2 separate regions of the Homo sapiens genome follow, and region 2 is linked to region 1. Evidence: chromatin contacts called from ENCODE Hi-C or POLR2A ChIA-PET data. All regions are on one chromosome and are shown on one strand. Each heading gives the region's core, a stretch centred on a gene start or an enhancer-like site at or near the end of the contact. The rest is flanking DNA. Distances are from core to core; before and after follow the strand shown. Region 1 has its middle 140 kb from the start of FOXN3-AS2. Region 2 overlaps FOXN3 (forkhead box N3).

What was found. Hi-C counts contacts between places; a loop is a spot of excess contacts on that map. ChIA-PET counts read pairs that join two places held with the same protein, here RNA polymerase II (POLR2A). Pooled maps may share reads with other maps.
Region 2: a loop to region 1 is called in a map of B cell, with 19 times the contacts of the local background. The contact joins two enhancer-like sites. A Hi-C loop is called at or near these places in 1 of 168 maps with a recorded cell type or tissue (B cell) and 6 of 50 pooled maps. POLR2A ChIA-PET finds 5 or more read pairs at or near these places in 2 of 52 experiments (CD4-positive, alpha-beta T cell and WTC11).

The regions. Positions count from the first base shown.
Region 1 is chr14:89,715,616-89,722,451 of GRCh38, forward strand. No RefSeq gene overlaps it. Among named protein-coding and RNA genes, the nearest start is that of FOXN3-AS2, 140 kb to the left of the region's middle. Within about 2 kb of position 4,541, at least 14 of the 41 ENCODE cell types and tissues checked have a DNase peak (open chromatin) inside an H3K27ac peak, as active enhancers do; they include B cell, where a contact is called at or near this core.
Region 2 is chr14:89,301,005-89,308,200 of GRCh38, forward strand. All of the region lies in intron 3 of FOXN3 (forkhead box N3), which reads right to left. Among named protein-coding and RNA genes, the nearest start is that of FOXN3-AS3, 46 kb to the right of the region's middle. RefSeq lists enhancers at 2,712-2,781, 2,812-2,871, 2,972-3,171, 4,085-4,354. Within about 2 kb of position 3,072, at least 31 of the 41 ENCODE cell types and tissues checked have a DNase peak (open chromatin) inside an H3K27ac peak, as active enhancers do; they include B cell, where a contact is called at or near this core.

The sequences.
Region 1 (6,836 bases), core at 3,291-5,790:
AGACTTACTCATAAAACTATTACTAACTACCTGCACCCCATCCAGTCACTGGGTAATAAAGACAGAGAGGCACATCTTCAGGATGCTACCTAGTTAACAAGAAACTGTAACCTAAATGTCCCAGGCCTAGCCAGGTTGTGAATACAAATGAGACCATTTTAATATAAAGACATATCTGTCTGTGACCGGAGTTCCCAACTGCTGTCTTGGAATTTTAACACCCTTGCAAATCCCTGCCCTGGTTATTTTAGGGAGTCTCAGGTCATAGGGATATAAAGGTTTGGGGTTTACTAGTGGTGTCTCACAGACATTCAGCAGTAGCTCTGCTCATGGTCCTCCCAGGGCCTCATCTGGGAAGTCAATGGTCCAAAAACTATTTGTGAAGATATGTTTGTTAATTTTAGGTGTTAACATAGCTATGTCACAGTACTCAGATATTTGGTCAAACAATTCTAGATGTTTCAGTGAAGATTTTTTTAAAGGTAAGATTAACATTGAAATTGCCAGGTGTGGTAGATCACACCTGTAGTCCTAGCACTTTGGGAGGCCAAGGCAGGTGGATTGCTTGAGCTCGCAAGTTCAAGACCAGCCTGGGCAACATGGTGAATCCCCATGTCTACCAAAAACAAAAAATAAAAATTAGCCAGGAGTGGTGGTACGTGCCTGTAATCCCAGCTACTTGGGAGGCTGAGGTGGGAGAATGGATTGAGCCCAGGAGATGGAGGTTGCTGTGAGCCGAGATCATGCCACTACACTCCAGCCTGGGCAATAGAGCCAACCTTGTCTCAAAAAAAAAAAAAAAAAAAATCGAGACCAGTTTAATATTGAAATCAGTAGACTTTGAGTAAAGCAGATGACCTTCCATAATGTGGGTGGGCCTCATCCAGTCAGTTGAAGGCCTTAATAGAAAAAAAGACTGACCTCCCTGGAGGAAGAGGGAATTCAGCCGGTAGACTCGGCCTTTGGACTCTAACTGCAGTGCCTCCCTGGGTCTCCAACTTTGCTGGCCTACTCTACAGAGTTTGGACTTGCCAGTCTCCATAGTCATTTTAAGGGCTAACTCCTTAAAATCAATCAATCTCTCTCACATCTATACACTTTTTACTTTTTTTTTTTAAAGTAGGTTTTGCTATTTGCCCATGATGACCTCGAACTCCAGGACTCAAGTGATCCTCTTGCCTGCCTCAGCCTCATAAAGTGCTGGGATTATAGGCGCAAGCCTCCATGCTTGGCCTATATACATCTCATTGGTTCTGTTTCTCTGGAAAACCCTGGCTAATGCAGGAGAAGACAACTGTCACTGTTAGTGCCAACCTAGAGAACCCTGTTTCCTTGACAGTCTAGTCACCAAAACTGCGTGGCTTCTTCACAGCCCCCATCAGACCTGCTGTTTGTCCTGAAAAGGAAATGAGAGGACCACTATCCTCAACTCTGTGTCAAACTTGCTAGTTAGAGGTTGGGCTCAGTGGCTCACGCCTGTAATCCCAGCACTTTGGGAGGCCAAGACAGGTGGATCACTTGAGGCCAGGAGTTTGAGGCCAGCCTGGCCAAAATGGTGAAACCTTGTTTCTACTAAAAAAAATTCCAAAAAGTAGCCAGGCATGGTGGCACACGCCTGTAATCCTAGCTACTCAGGAGGCTGAGGCAGGAGAATTGCTTGAACCCAGGAGGCGGAGGTTGCAGTGAGCCAAGATCACACCACTGCCCTCCAGCCTGGGTGACAGAGTGAGTCTGTCTCAAAACAACAACAACAGCAACAAAAACTTGCTAGCTAGAGCCCTGAAGCAGCTAATAGATGATAAAAAACCATAATGCCTATGGAAAAAGGACTCATAAATAACTTAAAGACATTTGTTACTAAAATAAAAGCACAAAGATAGCAAACTAAATAAAAATATTACCAACAATATATATAGATTGAAAACTAGTAATATATAGTACTGGATATTTTTCCATTTTCCAGCTTTTACTACCTGAACAGTTTTCAGGATTTGCCTTCCCTATGGTTTTAAAAATGTGCTTCTAAATCATAGATAACACACATGCTAAAATGTTTTTTCTTCTTTTTCGGGGGGAGGGGACAGTGTCTTGCTCTGTCACCCAGGTTGGAATGCAGTAGTTGCAATAACAGCTCACTGCAGCCTCCACCTCCCAGGCTCAAGCAATCCTCCCGCCTCAGCTACCATAGTAGCTGGGACTCCTGGCGTGCACCACCATGTCCAGCTAAATTTTTGAATTTTTTTTGTAGAGATGGGGTCTCCCTATGTTGCCCAGGCTGGTTTTGAACTCCTGGACTCAAGTGAACCACCCCCCTCAGCCTCCCAAAGTGTTGGGATTACAGGTGCGAGCCCCTGTGCCTGGCCCTGTTTTTCCTTCTATGTCTGATTCTTCGTGCACATATTGCATGTGCTTTGTACTTTTTGGAATGGAGTTGTTGGTTGTCTTGCTTCTCATTTTTCTATTGTGGTCCCAGAGGTGTGGAAGAGCTTGAATAAAACAGTACCATCATCACCTATTATGTGAGGAAGGCATTATTATCCCTATGGTGCAGAAATGGAACTGAGGATCAGAGATGTCAAATAATTCTCTTAATGTCACTCAACTAGATTGTCCCAAAGCTGGCCCTAAGCCCAGGGCTGTGTGACTCCAAGTTGACATTGCCTTTTTGATTGAGATGCTTTGAGTAATTTTTATCGAATTGGCTTAATATAGCTGAGTAGTGATTTGCCAAATTTGTGCCACCACATAGAAGGTTATATAGGTCCTTATCCATAAACACTATAGCCTAATGTCTTTGCCTGTGCTGCCTGCTCCTCCCACAGGTGACCCTGTTTCTTCCCTTCCATCAACACAGCTGGCTGTTCCATGGCCCTTGGCTACCAGCTCTCAGCTTCCTTGATCTTTTCCAAGGCTTCAGTGCAAAGCATCAGCTTCTTCTCTGCCTTCTGTTGCATCTCAGTTTTCTATTCCCCACTCCTAGATAGCCCCTCCACAAATTTAAAAAACCTAATTATTCCTAACACAAATGAGTTTAAAGCATATGAAGCAAATTTCTCACAGTTGCAAATAAAGGCACTGTACTCATTAGTACAAGTGACAAAAATCCAACTCAATCAGCTTTATGGAGTTAATTGGTTCATGTACCTGGGAAGTCTGGGGGTGACCACCTTCAGGCATAGCTGTATCAAGTGGCTCAAACAATGATAAGAGGGCTCTGTCTTTTGACTTTGATTGACTTCACTCTCAAGCAGAATCTCTCCAATCTCTCCAACACGGCTGCAAGGACCCCTGTCTGGCATCTTCAGCCTCCTGTGTTCTTTAGATCTCTGCATCCTAGGGCAAGGGAGAAGGACACTTCCCTCCACCCCTACCCCTACCCTTAGCTCTCAAGCAAACTCCCTATAATGATTTTGATTCACTTTGCTTGGGTTGCATTATATCGCAGCAATGGGGTGGGGTCACACTGTTGGCAGCCTTGCCAACATCACACAAAATGGGTGAAGTGGTCATTACCTTCAGATAGAAAAACAGGAGACAGGCGAGGCGCGGTGGCTCATGCTGTAATCCCAGCACTTTGGGAGGCCGAGGTGGGCGGATCATCTGAGGTCCAGAGTTCGAGACCAGCCTGACCAACGTGGAGAAACCCCGTCTCTACTAAAAATACAAAATTAGCCGGGCGTGGTGGCACATGCCTGTAATCCCAACTACTCCGGAGGCTGAGGCAGGAGAATGGCTTGAACCCGGGAGGCGGAGGTTGCTATGAGCCGAGATTGCGCCATTGCACTCCAGCCTGGGCGACAAAAGCAAAACTCCATCTCCAAAAAAAAAAAAAAAAGAAAAAGAAAAACAGGAGACCAGAGTAACATTTCACCTCGTCATGAACTTTCCCTGAGGGACTCTCATGACAGCAGAAAGAGGAAGCACGTGTCCTCTATCTAACAACCACAACCACCATAGTCTCATTCAGCAAGATTGACCCCCACCTTCCAGTTGGCCTGGGTTGAACAGGTGCCCAGCATTAGATCCAGAAGCCAGGAGAAAACAGCCAGATGCAACAGGCACACCCAGTCCCTGAAGCCCTCACTGGTCCCAACTACCCCAGGCCCTACCAGAAGTATCTGTGGAGAGGAGGGATGGAGGCGTTCAGCCCCCTTCTCCACTCCTAGACCCCCAGAGCAACTTCAGGGACTCATTTCAATAAGTATATTCCCAATTTATTTCTTTTTTTTCTCCCAGATCTAAATGATCATCATGATGGTGATGGAGGAAGCAGTGATAATGATGATGATGATGTCATAAAACTAAAATTATTGAGCACTAAGTACTGGTCAAGATGCTTTAGATACATCAGTTCATCGAATCCTCTCAACAACCTTGTTTTACAGGTGAGCGTTTGAGGATGGGTGATAAGGTCTCGCTGTGTCCATATCCAAATCTCATCTTGAATTGTAGCTCCCGTAATTCCCATTTGTGGTGGGAGGGACCTGGTGGGAGATAATTGAATCATGGGGGTGGTTTCCCCCAACTGTTCTCGTGGTAGTGAATAAGTCTCACGAGATCTGATGGTTTTATAAGGGGAAACCCCTTTTGCTTGGCTTTCATTCTCCTTCCTGCCGTGTTTGCTTCCCCTTCCTCCATGGTTGTGAGTTTCCTGAGGCCTCCCCAGCCACACTGAACTTGAGTCAATTAAGCCTCTTTCCTTTATAAATTACCCATTCTGGGGTAGTGTCTTTGCAGCAATGTGAGAACGGACTAATACAATGGGGAAATTAAGAAATGTACCCAAGGTCACATCTGGTAAAGGAAGAATGGGGCTTTGCACTCAAGCAGTTTCTTAACCAGTCGTGAAGATTCTTGTTAGTGGGGCACTTATGATGTGCCACATGCTTTACGTGAATTATCTCCTTTAACTTTCACAGTGGCCCAACAATACAGTGCCTATTATCATCCTTGCTTCATGAAGAAGAACACGAGGTTTAGGAGGGTTCACCCTCTCAGTCAAAGTCCCTGAAGTGCAGAACTTGGCCAACCCCACAGTGGACTGGCTTCTGCTAGGCAGTTGGGAGCCACTGCCATCTCCAAACAGCAGGAAGAGATGCTCAAAGCTGTGCTTTTGAAAAATCAATCTGGCAGTAGTGGAGAAGATACACTGTCTTTTCTCAGCTCAGCATACCAGTTGGAAGGCCTAACCACAGAGCCAGCAGGCGGCAGAGCTGGGGGTTAGATCCCACATCTACCTGATTCCAGCACCCTTGCTCGAATCCCCCAAACCTAGCTGCTTGAGGCCAGATGAAGGCTTCCGGCTTCACAAGTGCCCTTCCCTCACTGCGGGTGCATTGGCACCTCACTTCCTTGCCACACTTCCTCTTGTTTTGAACCACTATATTGGCTCATCTCAGCAGCAGACAGTTCCTCTGAATAGAGTATGCCCTGAAAAGTCAAAATCTACCACCAGCTGGAGCTGGTAAGGCTGCAGTACTTCCTGTTGAATCGGGTCTTGGGGCCAGAAACCACATTGTTATTTATACCCGAAGCTCTTTATTCACGGTGCTTTACAAAACAAAGAAGGGGCAGCCCCCTGTCTTATGGAGCCAGCAGACCCCAGAGATACAGAAGACAACAGACAATAATAAGCCCTCTCCCCTCTCCTTAAGCTGTAACTTCCATCCTGCCTGACCAGTCCCTGCCACTGCCCCTTTGTTTCTTCTATTACCTTCCTCTGAGCAGTCTTATTATGGAAATAGACTCCTAATTAACACATCAGGTTTCCGCTTTTCCAAAAAGTCTCTGAAATTGGCCCGTTTCATGATGTTGTTCACTCCAAACACCCCCTGCTATCTTTATTTTGTTCTGCTTTTCATCCTGGCTTATATCATTTATTTCTTTGTATTGAAAGCTTGTCAACTCATGGGACCTGGCATGTATTAATTAGGAGGATGGTCTGGAGCCCGACACAGCTTGATGGAAAGCCAGTCTGAGGGGGGAATTAGGCAGAGAATCAGAAAGAAGCTGAACCAAGCAGCAGAGGGGTAGATGGCTTAAGACCATGACCCAAATTTCAGACCCAGGGTGACCGACTGTCAGCCTTCTGGGCTGGGATTCTTCCCTTAAGCTAAGACAGTCTTCACTTTGTGCCATAAAAGTGCACGTCAGGTCTCACCTCTGTGCCGTTTGCTCAATGTGTACCCCCCTGCCGGGATGCCCTTCTTTCTCTTTTCTACCTACTAAGCTCTGCTGCTTTTCAAGGCCAAAATGAAGTCCCATCTCCCATAAAAAGCCTTCCGCGGCTCCTCCAGTCCTGAGCAACCTCCATTTTCATGACACTCTTGCAGGATTTGTAGCACATAATTTAGGCCTTGCTTATGTAGTCTTCTTAATGAGAACTGTCTTAGTCTCTCCAGCCACGTCAGAGAGAAACAGAGTTCAGGAAGACATAGGTTGAATAAGAAAGAAGCTTGTTTGCCCCTCTGGGGACAGCAGGAGGAGAGGGACAAGCTCAGCAGGCCCGTGCGATTGCACAGAAGCTGGCCTCCAGCGTTGCCCAGACAATCCCCAGCTGTTTTTTAAAAACATTACCAAGTACACAAATCTCTGCTGTTACCAGCTGGCTAGAGTTGCCCATGTGAGAAGCAGCTCAACTGGAAACCAGTGTCTGCAAGTTGAAGGGCGTGTCCTTGGATTTTGGACTCATATCTGAAACATTTATTCCTTGTTCTGCCCACAGGTCTTAATACGCATGGGGAACACTGTATTGAGGGGCTCTGTGCCCTCTCCTGAAAATCCTTTGTCCATTTCTGAGTGTCCTTCCCTTGGCTTCTCTCTTTTTTTTTTTTTTT
Region 2 (7,196 bases), core at 1,822-4,321, 420 kb before region 1:
GTTGGCCAGGCTGGTTTCAAACTCTTGACCTCAAGTGATCTGCCTGGCTTGGCCTCACAAAGTGCTAGGATTACAGGCATGAGCCACTGCACCCAGCCTCAGATGTTTATTTTTTATAAAACATTTTTCCTATGGTTTATTACATCTATTTATGGTTGGCTTCAAAGTGACAAAGTGATTTTAAATTTCCAAAATGTAAGACATGCCTATAATCCTACCATTTTGGGAGACTGAGGCAGGAAGACTGCTTGAGCCCAGGAGTTTGAGACCAGCTTGGGTAACATAGGGAGATCCCATCTCTACAAAAGAAAAAAAAAAAAAATTAGCCAGGTGTGGTGGCACGCACCTGCAGTCCCAGCTACTCAGGAGGCTGAAATGGGAGGATCACTTGAACCCAGGAACTTGTGGCTGCCATGAGCCATGATCATGCCACTGCGCTCCAGACTGCGTGACAGAGTGATACCCCATCTTAAAAAAAAATGTGGTGGGGCTCGGTGGCTCACGCCTGTAATCCCAGCACTTTGGGAGGCCGAGGCAGATGGATCACGAGGTCAGGAGTTCAAGACCAGACTGGCCATCATGGTGAAAGCCCGTCTCTACTAAATATACAAAAATTACCTGGGTGCAGTGGCAGGCTCCTGTAATCCCAGCTGCTTGGGAGGCTGAGGTAGGAGAACTGCTTGAACCCGGGAGGCAGAGGTTGCAGTGGGCCGAGATCATGCCACTGCACTCCAGCCTGGGCTACAGAGTGAGACTCTGTCTCAAAATAAAAAAAAAATTCCAAAAAGTAATCTCTTCTGTCTCCCAAGGCAACAAAGTACTGTGATGGGCATCAGCGCCTTAACCATGTCTTTGTCCTGATACTTCCAACTGAGCAGAAAGGCCCGGCCCGACCTCAAAGGTACCCTGTCTACTCACTCCTTTCCCGGTGACCTCTGGCCACCTCCCTCACCACCTGTACCAACCTTTTCCTTGCTTGTGACTCTCTGCTGTTCGCAAACTGTCCCACGTGTCCCTCTCTCAGTCCCTCCCCACATAGTGTAGCTCAGGAAAACCCAAAACGAAATGGTTGGGAAGGCCAAGTGCGTTGGTTTTCTTCCACCATCACATGGGCTGGAGCCGAAGAAACTGATTCTTACACACCTAGTACCTAATACCCATTCGATGCTTCGAGAAAAACTATAGAAACATCTATTCCTCTCCTGGAAGTGAACTGAGGCAAATAATGTTGCTGAACTTCCATGATAGCATTAAATTCGAAGAGAACATAGTTTCAAAAGAGTAATGTCACTTCTTGGCCATAGTTATGTAACTATGAGGGTGTGTCCATCAAGCTTTACAAAATGTGGTAGCACACCATGCCTTCTCAGCACCTTTCTTTCTGGGTGTAAACAGTTACGTATGATTGTGAGGGTTTTGCTTTGTTTTACTTTGTTTTGTTCTGTGCTTCCCTCTTCTTTGAATTCCTATGGCGAATAAAGAGGACCACACAATTGAAGCTTTAAACATAACCCGAAAAACCTTAGCCTCCTGAAACCTTTGGAGGAAACTGACTCACACACATGGGCTGTGCTTCTTGGTGCTGGGTCATTGGGCTCACCTTTGCAAGTCCCCTGAGCACACACAGGCCACACACCGCTGCCAAGGCTCGTGCCTTCCTCTTCAATGCTACCTGGCCTGAAAGCTCCTGAAGGATGTGACTTATCCTCCAAAGCCACTTGCAGAGCCCAGTACCAATCGGGTCTGAGAAGGTATGCTACTTCTCTCCCTTTCATCTGCCCTTCTCTGTCCACCTCCACCCTCTTCAAAGGCTGCCCACCTCCGCCCTCTTCAAAGGCATTGTTCAAAGGAGTCACAGGCCACCAAGTTTTAGTACTGTGCTACAGCTTAGCCTTTCCAGGGAGGACACTTTATGTGTAGGGCATTCTTTGCCTGCACTAAACTGCTACCACTTCATATACACAGATTCAGGGACTTTTGCTAGCAATGACTCCACTTTAATTTGTGTATAATCCAGTCAATCGTGTGCTCAAAATGACTCCTGGCTCCCTGTGACCTGTGCCACTTCCAGGTTCTTTAGCACTAAACAATTGGCTCCACTTGCTCCAGCTTCTCCTGCCACCCCTTGTCTTTTAGTTTTTTTCGCTCTGACAATACCAAGTTGCTCATGGTCCCTTGGAGACACCAGAGCGCCTTTGACCTCTGTCATTGCTACTCAGTTGCCCCTGCTTGGAATGTCCCTCACTCCCTTGTTTTCTTTGCAAACTTTTATGCTGTCTTGAAAATACTGCTCCTCCTGTCTTCTTCCTGCCTCCCTCCATGCTGAGAGCAGATCCTATCTGTCTTATGCTGTCTCCTTTCCATGAAACACAGGGTATTATAAGTTAGTTATTTATGGAGCTAGACTGTGAGCTCTCTGAAGACACTGACGATCTGATTCAGCTCATGTCCCCAGGAGCTGGCATGGAGTAGGTGTTCAATAAACATCTGCTAAAAAAAAAAAACAAAAAAAAAACTAGCCCTATAAAGTATATAGGGCTGGTATTATGATCCTCATTTTGCAGCTAAGAACACTTAATTCAGAAAGGAAAAGTCACTTAATGAGGGTCGCATGGCTAGTAAGTGACTCATGCTCTCTTCATTGCCATGATGCTTACATAACTACCTCCCGTTTCCTGCTGTCTCTTGAGTTTGGTGATCTACAGAAAAGAAAAGGAAAACTGAAGAAACAATACAAACACTTCAAAAGTTTAATGGATGTTTCTGAGCATCTATACATCGCCTTCTTCTCAGAACAGACATTGAGGACAGTCCTATAATTCACTATTATCAGTGTATCTACTTTAACTTGGAGCCCAGGCAACCAAGCACTAAATTAACACTGCCCTGTCTCTGCAAAGGTGATGGGGGACAAGACGCCTTGTAACTTTGAAGAAGAGATTTACACACCCCTGTGTCTCCCATATAAATGGACTCAAGAGCTGCAGCAGTCCATAAATGATCCTTTCTTTCCACTGTTGATAGTTGAAGGCAGCCGTTTCCAGCTTCTTGCCGGTGATCACTCTGCTAAAAATAGCTTTGATGCTGTCACATGCAAACTTGAACAGAACCTGAAAGCAGTTCCCCTTTTAGTTCTGAGCTGGTTCAACTTTAAAAGAGAGGCAGCTGTGAACACACTCCAGCGTGTTTACATGATGCTGAAGTAGTTCAGCTCGTAGTAAAAATACCACTGAAAAGGGACAGGCTTGGGTTTGCAGCCTCTGCTGACGACATTTCTTCCTGCTGAGCTGGAGCCCGGGAAGGGGCGGGAAGGGGCGGTAAGGTTAGCAGGGAAAATCCAAAATGTCCAGTTTGAAGGGGAAAGTGGCTGTGAGCAGAACCGCGGTGAAGACAGGAGAGAGATGTTTGTTGAGATGTGAGATTTCTGACTATGGTGGAGGTGGGGGCAGGAGAGGCGGCAAAGATCATATAGAAAAGAGAACTTAGACAACAGGGGGTGCTTTTTAAAAATTCTGTTAAAAATATCTAAGGGCTGTTTTTTTAGAAATCAAGGAAACAAAGGATGAAATACATTCAACATCTTGGCCATTCATTTGATACCTTATGTTGGTTTGCTGGGCAAATGGATGATTCTGGATGTGTTCTGAAAACTGGGCCCAAAACTAAGGATAAAGCAGAGTATGGGCTTGGAAACCAGAGAAAACCTGGGCATTCAACCCGGCTGCTCCTCGTCTGGCCCCCATAAAACTTGGCTTAAGCACTGGTGTCTCCCAGACCTTCTGCACAGAGCTGGGAGTTAAGTGAGAAAATACACACCGAAGTGCCTGGTGGAGCGGGGGACCCTGACCCATAATAGACAACGTCCTTTAAAAACATATACCCAGAGGAGAGGAAGCTGACAGTGATCTGCGGACAAATCTGGAATACAGTGTAGTTTCTTAAAAAAAAAAAAAAAAAAAGTACCAACCAAATAAATAGTGTTTTTTCTTCCTTCTTAATTCTATGTGGCCAAAGCATGACTCACACTATATTTGCTTATGAAATGAGAATTCATTTTACGAAGTTGTCCTAGAAAACTTACGCTGAGCCCGGCTGATCTGGAGGGGACGAGAGGAAGGCCTGGCCAGCACCAGGACGGATCACACAGGCCGGGTGCTGGTGTCTGTACCCACTGAGGGCCACTAGGAGATGGGAACTGAGGTCATCGATGGTGAACTCGCGGCTCCTGCTTAAGAACCAGAATCCTGACTTCAGACGTTTATGCTGGAGCTTCACATATGTTTCAGAACCCATCGTTCAACAAAAACCTCAGATTCATCTTAAGAGCCCTTGAGAAAAGGACGCCTCTATGACATCACTGTCCTACCCGATGAGTTTCAGTACCATGAGCAGATGACATGTGACCCAAGTACGAAGTGAGCAGGTTCTCTAAACAAGCTATAAATTTGAGCAGCACACTGAGGTTATATTAGCATAGGAATTTATCACGTAAGTTATATGTTTGAACAACAGAACAGACTTAACATACTGCTGTATCTTTAACTATCATTTTTTGTTAACAAGACAAAAGAATTTACAGTTTCTGCCAACTGTTTTGTTGGCCCCTAATACCACGATTAGCTGTTGCCAGGCAACCATGAAGCATGCTTCCTCCCAAATCAGGAAGACCCACTGCTAAATCTAGACTAATTATAAAAGGAGACAAATATTTAAAAGCCTTATATTTATGAAGGATTTGGGAGGTGCCCTGATAAGAATGATTCTTATTAAACGGATCTAACTAAATACAATGCATATGTCTGCAGTGCATTGTCACAGGTTTTGTAAAACAATTTAGGAAAACTGAATGTTTCTGCAACTTTCCTAATTTCCCTCAATAGGATACTAAACAAAACCAGGTGTTTATAATTTGTGGAAGCATGTCTTTTGCCTACTTCTCTAAGAATAAGGATGAAAAGAAGCAGCTGAGAGACCTAAGCCTTTTAAAATACATATATATTTGCAAAGAAATTATGAGAACACCACCACCATTTTCACAACCCTTACAGAGCTATGTGCATATAATGCTCAGCAGCTTTCCTCTCAAGTTTCTGCCTTTGTCTGCATTCTCAATTCCCTCTATTTCAAGAGTCATTTAGAATTCTCTGTGTGGAGAAGAGTTTTTCAGTCCCTGAGGCGAGCCTCCTTGCCATCAGCACTAAACTGCTGGTGGCAGGCTCCAACAACCGGAGTTCTAATGTCTAGAGACCCTGCTTCATCCCCAAGAGGGGAGCTGAAGAAACAGAAAAGCTCAACACACACACACACACTCACAGACACACAGACGCATGCACACACACACACACACACACTTTGGTTCTCTTTTTTTTTTTTGAGACGGAGAGACGGAGTCTTGCTCTGTTGCCCAGGCTGGAGTACAGTGGCACCATCTCGGTTCACTGCAAGCTCCGCCTCCTGGGTTCACGCTATTCTCCTGCCTCAGCCTCTGAGTAGCTGGGACTACAGGCGCCCACCACCACGCCCGGCTAATTTTTTTGTATTTTTAGTAGAGACGGGGTTTCACTGTGTTAGCCAGCATGGTCTCAATCTCCTGAACTCGTGATCCGCCCGCCTCAGCCTTCCAAAGTGCTGGGATTACAGGCGTGAGCCACCGCGCCCGGCCCATTTTGGTTCTCCTTCATATGCAAAGTGGAGTTTTCTCCCCAAAAGACAAAATTCTGACTACAAAGTCAGAACTAGGACGGGGGTTGGCAAATTATGAACCAAACTGTACTAGCTGGAAGCTAAGTATGGCTTTGACATTTGGTAATGGTCAGGGAAAAAAGAATCAAAAGAAGAATATTATTTCTTGACAAGTGAAAATTATATGAAATTCAAACTTCAATGCCATAAATAACATTTTATTGGGACACAACACACTCACTTGTTTATGTGTACGTCTATTTTGTGCTAAACAGTTACTACATGACCCTTCATAGAAAAAGTTTGCAGAAGCCTGAAGTGGAAGACAGAGTAGTGACATTTTAATCTTGAAAAAGAAATTGATTTTGGATTAACTTTAAACGCGACCAAAACAAAGCAAATAGGCCATGTCCCACCCAATGGCCTGAAACCTAGGTTGCTCTGAGTGTGTGTGTTACTCAGTGACTGTCCTACCAAAATTTCCAGAAAACAGTCCCTGTGGAACGCTAATCTAATTATTATTAAATGTAATAATCATTACTTGGAAGCTTTCTGATTTCACTAACCCAATCCTCTCTCCACCTCCACACACAAATTCAAAATGTTTTTCTTAAGATTGTTTCTCCTCTGTGTTACTAATGGAACAATCTGAGGCACTCATCAGACTGTCTATGTAAATCTACACCTTTTTTTAAGCTGAAATAATTCTGGTTATTAAAAACAAACATGGGTACTGTTTGTAGGTCTGAGAGGAATATGGAATCAATTATATATATGTGTGTAAATAAGGCCGCCCACCAGATAATGCTGGATGGCCGGTGAACTTTGCTAGAAAAGTGCTGATGCAGATGAAAATTTGGACAGGCTCTCGTGAAAGTCGGAAACACCAAAGGTCTCTTTGCTTTTGCTACCCTCTCTCCCTTCGGTTCTCCATTTACCGAGCCACAGTATTTCTTAAAGCTCGTTGGCAGCCTGCACCTCTGCTTATTCTTGGGAGACACGTGTTTGCATCCTATTACAACCCATAGTTTTTGCATAACCATGGTGAGAGGAACCATCCTTCCCAATCCCAACCTCAACCAAAGCTTAGAAAAAGTGCCATTCTTAACCTTTCAGAATCACTCATAAGTAAATCCTATAGCAGTCTCTGCTAATGCAAATTTCAATGTGTGCCCGATATAGGTAACTTTTGTACACTCTGCACCGACATAAAGAAAAGAACAAAGATCTTCAAGTTTTGTCAGTATTTGCATTTTTGGAAGAAGAGCATGAAAATAACATCAAAATGAAAAATTAGGCCGGGAGCAGTGGCTCACACCTGTAATCCCAGCACTTTGGGAGGCCGAGGTGGGCGGATCATCTGAGGTCAGGAGTTCAAGACCAGCCTGGGCAACATGGTGAAACCCTGTCTCTACCAAAAATACACAGTTTAGCCAGGCGTGGTGGCACCCGCCTATAATCCCAGCTACTCGGGAGGCTGAGGCACGAGAATCATTTGAACCTGGGAGGTGAGG